Regions from separate parts of the Homo sapiens genome. Here region 2 is linked to region 1. The links are chromatin contacts, found by POLR2A ChIA-PET in ENCODE. All regions are on one chromosome and are shown on one strand. Each heading gives the region's core, a stretch centred on a gene start or an enhancer-like site at or near the end of the contact. The rest is flanking DNA. Distances are from core to core; before and after follow the strand shown. Region 1 holds the start of SH3BP4 (SH3 domain binding protein 4). Region 2 overlaps AGAP1 (ArfGAP with GTPase domain, ankyrin repeat and PH domain 1).

Region 1 (2,853 bases), core at 79-2,578:
AATGGCTCCAGTTCTAACTTAATGTTCAAATCTGCCAGGCTGTGACAAGGCTGGTAAAAAATGTGGGATTGGGGATGGTTTCCTGTTTGCTGTTTATATTTCTCTTTATCTCTAGCTTTCTGTCCTGAGCATACATTGTTTCTGTAATCAGAACAAAAGTTATGCGAACTTTATTATTATCACGGATAAATTCTATAGTTCCAATCTGCCTACTAACTTGGAAAGAATAAGCAGGAATACAATCTCGCACAGTGTTCTTTTTCAGATCTCATCGATCCATCAGGCTCCACGACCCTCTGCTCGCTGAGTCCGGCGGCTCTCCCGCGGCTCCTCCCGCGCGGCATCTCTGGGCGCCCGACACCCGGTCAGGGCCAGCTGGGCCTGTCCCCAACCCCCGTCTACACCGCAGGCCCCGGGCTAGGAGCCGCGGGACCCAGGGTTGGGGTCCCAACTGACACCCGCCCGTGCCGCGGAGCGGGCTTCTCGGTAAACATCGCTCAGAGAACAACGCGCCTCTATCCCAGCCGGTCCCCGCCCGCGGGCCGCCGGCGCTGTCACCTCGCGGCTGCTCGGTCACCCGATCGCCAAGCCAGAAACCGGAGTTTTCAATTTCATCCTCACAGGAGGGATCTCCGAAGAAGTTGAAATATGCATTGTCACCAACAAGTTTAACCGGAGACCGCGCGTCCTTCCCTCCTCCCCAGCGCCGCTCGAGGGGGGCGCCCCGACCCCTCCACGCCCTCCCGTGGCCCCCACGGCCCCCGTGAGCCGAGCGCGCCCCCCGATTTGCGCCCGAGGACGCGTCCGGTTGCCCAGGGAGGCCACCCCGCAGGGCCGCCCGCCGGGAAGTGGCCAGAGCCGGGGTTGGGGGGCGGCCCGAGCGCACGCGGAGGGCTGCGGCTCGGCGCCCGGAACCCCGGGCCGGGTCCCTGCCCACCAGCACCAGGGAGACCCGAGCGCCCGGGGGAGCGGCGAGGGGCGCGCGAGGCTTCCCCGAAGCCGCCCCACGCCCAGGCACCCGCGCAGCCCCGAACTCAGGCGGCGGTGGCACGATCGGCGCCCGCGGCACGATCTGCGCCCGCAAGGGAGTGCAAAGCCCCCGAGCACGACCCCGCGCCCCCGCCGGCCCCCAGGGCCCTGCCGCCCGAGGCGCTCCCCGCCGCCGCCTGCCTACCTGGCTCGCATGGCGTCCCCGCCGGCTCCTGAGGCTCCGCTCGTCGGCCAGCGGCTCGGCCCAGCCGGGGGCGCGCGCGGCTCCGCGGGACTCACGGCGGCGGCGGCGGCGGTAGTGGCGAGGGGCCCGGACCGCCGAGAGTGCCGGGCGCGCTGGGCCCCCGCCTCGGCGGGCGGAGGGTGGTCCCGCGCCTGGGCGGGGGCGGGGGCGGGGGCGGGGGCGGGGGCGCGGGGGGCGGGGCCAGGACCGGAGCTGAGGCCGCGGAGGGGGTGGTCCCGCGCCGGGGCGGGGCTTCGGGAGAGGGGCGGGGCGGGGCGCGGCCGTCTGAGGCTGGCGAGCGTGGGGCGGGCTGGGGGTGGTGCCGCGGCTCCGGGTCCAGGCGGGTATCCAGTCTGGGCGCCTCCTCTTCTTCCTCCGCCCGGAGCCGGCCAGGGTAGCGGGGCCTTGGCCGCCCGGCATCCTCGGGTCTGGGTCCCCGGTACCGAGCAGGTCTGGGTGCTGGCCCGCGCTCCTGTGCCCCCCCGCACCCCCATCTCCCACCCCTTCTCCGGGAACCCCTAGCGAGGACCCCTGGGGCGGTGCGGTCCCCCCGCGAGCGGGCGTGGGCGAGGGTCGCGCCGCGTTCGGAGACGCTTTACTACACCTTGGCTGAGGACAGTGGAGGGAAGGCAGGCGCGAGGCTGCGGGGGCCGGAGCGAAAGTTACAAACTAACAACAGGGAAGGCAGTCCGGCTGAAAATCATAAAAGGAGGAGAGTTTCCTGCGAAGCGGAATGCAGATTGAAGGGCTCTGGTCGGAATCGTTTACACTTTGTCTGACCTGGGCGCCTCTGGGCCCCCGGCGCGTAAAACAGGCCTGGCACGTAGTAGGCGCTCCATCAATGCCCAGTGAGTGAACGCACCACTTAACTATGTGGCCAGCAACGTCTATGGACCGACACATCTAATCCTAAAAAAAAAAAAAAATCCCAATTTTGGCTAGTCCATTTCACACGAGTAAACTAGAGCTCGGAGGGTTGGTTCGCCACAGAGGAGAAGGGTAGAACCAGAATCTGAACCGAGGCCGACTCCAGAGGCTGGGGTCTAACCACTGCGCCACTGCCTGGGGCCCTCGGGACTGCGCCCACCCCCACCCCGGGAACCCGGAGCCCAGGAGAAAGCGCGGGTCTTTGCCGGGGAAGAAGCCAACATTTGTTGCTCCTGGTCCTGAGCGAGACACACACAGTCAGTCCTCACCATTAACCCCGAGGCAGATATTGTTATTGTCCCCGTTTTTATAGGTGGCTTGAGACGTGCAGCACTATGTTATGATCGCATGGGGCGTGCCAGAGTCTGAATTCAAACCGGGTATGTTCAGACTCCCGAGCCCCTGCGGCTGCCCCTAAGGCCTGCCGCTCCTGCCGTCTGGGAGACCTTCCTTTCCCTAAGGAATCTGGTTTTCTGCCACTCCATTTGAAGTCTGTGTTGAAGTTTCAGGAGACACAGGTGGACAGAGGCACCGACCTAGGGCTCGGGAGAAGGGTGGACATTGCTGTTCCGATTTTGGTGTCATCTGTGTGTAGATCATGGAATTCCTGAAAATGGATACGAGTATCCCTAAAATACATGCCGCAGATTTTGAAAGGAGGCAGTGAGGCGAAGGGGCAGGTGGAGGAAGCAGAGAAGCCTCCGAGCAGAGGA
Region 2 (3,217 bases), core at 325-2,824, 730 kb before region 1:
TGATGGCATGTGTCTGTAGTCTCAGCTACTTGGGTGGCTAAGGTGGGAAGACTGCTTAAGCCCATGGCTGTTGTGAACCATGATCACGCCACTGCGCTCCATCCTGGGCTTCAGAGCAAGACTCTGTCTAAAAAAAAAAAAAAATATATATATATATATATATCTATATATATATATATATATATATATCTATATCTCCACGTATATATATACACACACACGTGTGTGTGTGTGTGTGTGTGTGTGTGTGTGTATATATATATCTCCTTCCTGGGAACCAGAATTCGGACGTCAAATTTCAATCTGTCAGCAGTGTACGCTCACACTCATACCTAGGTTTGGCTACAAGTGCATGATTTTAATCCCCACAATATAATACAGGTGATGTTAGAGTTTTTATTCTGGGAGACAAAGAATTCCAATATAGAAGCTCTGCCTTCCCAAACCAGGAACAAAGATAATCTCCTGAACAAATTCTATCACTAAAGCACATCCACCATGGCAAAGTGTTCATTCCTATCGCCCATCTGACCATCTATTCACCTTGGCCAGCACCTCTTCCCTCCCAGCGGGTGCCCCGTACAGCAGGAGGCTTAGTCTATGGTCAGCTACCACTTGGGGGGACTTCAGCTTTACTGGATGAGATACATCTTTAAAATTCCTAAAAAGACCTGTGGAAAACAAAAATCTTAGGCCCCCAAAATCACTAAGCTAAAGGGAAAATTCAAGCTGGAAAATGCTCAGGACAAACCTGCCTCCCACTCTATTCAAAGTCATCGCCCTGCTCACTAAGTGCATATCTGATTGCCTCCTTTGGAAAGGCTCATCAGAAACTCAAAAGAATGTCAGAAGCCCCCTCCCCACTTTGAGTGGTCCTGCCTTTCTGGACCTAACCAATGTTTATTTTACATGTATTGATTGGTGTCTCATGTCTCCCTAAAACGTACCAAGCTGTGCTCAGGCCACCTCGGGCACATGTTGTTAGATCTCCTGAGGCTGTGTTAATGAGCGCACATCCTCAACCTTGGCAAAGTAAACTTTCAAGATTAACTGAGACCCGTCTCAAATTTTCGGGGTTCACAGAGCTCTGGAGCCAAATATTTCTGTTTTGATTTTTACAGTAAAAAAAATCGAAAGGTGCTAACAATATGGCATGACTAGTCATTTTTCATTGTGTTTTGAAAACAAAACCACCCATGGGCCTTCGGCTGTCCAGACAGACGCACCCTGTATACGCGTGGAGCAGTGAGGGGCCTCTGGTCTTCATAGCATTTGTTCTCTACTGGTCAGGTCCCAGGGGAGCATTACAGCCTCTGCTGGCAGCCACTGAAAACCAGAAAGCAAGCAGAAAAGGATATCGAGGTGATGAGAGGCCGTGGGACTAACAGCTGAAGGTGTTTCAGGCATCAGAGAGGCAGCCACACAGGAGGGGGATCAGCAGGGCTCAGTGTGACCCAGAGAGATGAGAACTGAGCCCTGAGAGCCCCTGGAAGGAGGCCTGCACTGCCAAGAGTCTGCTGCATGAACCCAGGAAGGGAGGAACCCACACACCAGGGCACACAGGCAGCTGCCAGGTCAGGGAGGCGGCTTGTGGCTTCCTCTCAGGAACTCTTCTGTCCTCATCAGGGTAATAAAGAAAGGTCCCCTCACAAGGCGTGAGTCCCCAGCAACAGGCAAAGAAGAACCCTCTGGGCACCAGGATTCTGCAACCAGCCCACTCAACCTCGGCCCACCCAGCAAAGCCCTCAGAACCTGCACACCCCTGACTCTCACAACCCCTGGGGCCTCTGGGGGTCCTGCCACAGGGAACCAACCAGCCACACCTGGAGCACAGGGTCTCCAAGAACAAGGGCTTCACAATGGCCATGGTGACTTGTATGCCACAGTCATCCCAGATTGGACAGGGCATGACCGTAAGCAGTACAGCATGATCCAAAATAGGCCCTGGTGTTCCTAATGCCAGATAGTCTCTCCTGTTGGTCACAATTCCTAATCTCTGAAAGTGCCTCTAAGATTGACGAGTGATACCAACAAGTTATTCATCTGACGCAGCTCTAAAAACTCAAGCAGCCATGGATGGTAAACAGTAGCTTCCCTCATACAAGAAAGGGGCTGCACCTTGCTTTTTTGCAGCAGCTTCCCATCTATAGTTCAGAAAAGAGGTAAGTGTGTATGGATCCACACTCCAAGAAATCACTAAGACTCACTCATTTCTAAGACACTGCTCTGCACCTGATGAATGAGTGCAGAAGTTGCTGCAAAAGTTACAGTCCAGAAGCAGCTGGCAAATCCTCAAAAGGAAGCCTCTGAGCACCCAGCGCTCCCATCATTCCATTTAGGAATTAATGTGTAAATGGGACATTCTGGGCAATGACGGTTTTTTCCAAACTGAGAATGAAGCCTAGGGCTTGCTCCTTCACCAGGCCACGATGGGCTGGGTCTCGTGATTGCCTTAAGAAAGGCTGTGGCCAGGTGCGGTGGTTCACACCTGTAATCCCAGCACTTTGGGAGGCCGAGGCGGGTGGATCATGAGGTCAGGAGATCGAGACCATCCTGGCTAACATGGTGAAACCCTGTCTCTACTAAACAAAATACAAAAAATTAGCCAGGCGTGGTGGCGGCCACCTGTAGTCTCAGCTACTTGGGAGGCTGAGGCAGGAGAATGGTGTGAACCCGGGAAGCGGAGCTTGCAGTGAGCCGAGATCGTGCGACTGCATTCCAGCCTGGGCGACAGAGCAAGACTCCATCTCAAAACAAACAAACAAACAAAAAAAGGATGAGTTCATGTCCTCTGCAGGGACGTGGATGAAGCTGGAAACCATCATTCTCAGCAAAACTATCACAAGGACAGAAAACCAAACACACCATGTGTTCTCACTCATAGGTGGGAGGTGAAAAATGAGAAGACATGGACACAGGGCGGGGAACATCACACACTGGGGCCGGGCGGGGGACGGGGGGCTTGGGAGGGATGGCATTAGGAGAATTACCTAATGTAAATGACGAGTTGATGGGTGCAGCAAGCCAACATGGCACATGTATACCTATGTAACAAACCTACATGTTGTGCACCTGTAACCCTAGAACTTAAAATATAATAAAAAAAAAAAGAGAGAGAGAGAAAGAAAAAACAAGGCCATCTCCTCAAAGGAGAGCAAGCTGGACTCCTGACCTCAGCACATACCTTTCAATCCAGAGCTTCTTCACCTTTCTAACA

What was found. ChIA-PET counts read pairs that join two places held with the same protein, here RNA polymerase II (POLR2A).
Region 2: POLR2A ChIA-PET joins it to region 1 with 15 read pairs in PC-9. The contact joins the enhancer-like site here to the promoter of SH3BP4 in region 1. POLR2A ChIA-PET finds 5 or more read pairs at or near these places in 2 of 52 experiments (Caco-2 and PC-9).

Annotation. Positions count from the first base shown.
Region 1 is chr2:234,950,492-234,953,344 of GRCh38, reverse strand. It overlaps SH3BP4 (SH3 domain binding protein 4), which reads right to left and starts at 1,328. Exons shown (of 6, transcript NM_014521.3): 1 at 1,175-1,328. It overlaps LOC105373938 (a long non-coding RNA gene), which reads right to left. Exons shown (of 7, transcript XR_007088132.1): 6 at 1,994-2,747; 7 at 1,546-1,906. RefSeq lists an enhancer at 226-875.
Region 2 is chr2:235,683,593-235,686,809 of GRCh38, reverse strand. All of the region lies in intron 1 of AGAP1 (ArfGAP with GTPase domain, ankyrin repeat and PH domain 1), which reads right to left. Among named protein-coding and RNA genes, the nearest start is that of TNRC17, 170 kb to the right of the region's middle. Within about 2 kb of position 1,574, at least 2 of the 41 ENCODE cell types and tissues checked have a DNase peak (open chromatin) inside an H3K27ac peak, as active enhancers do.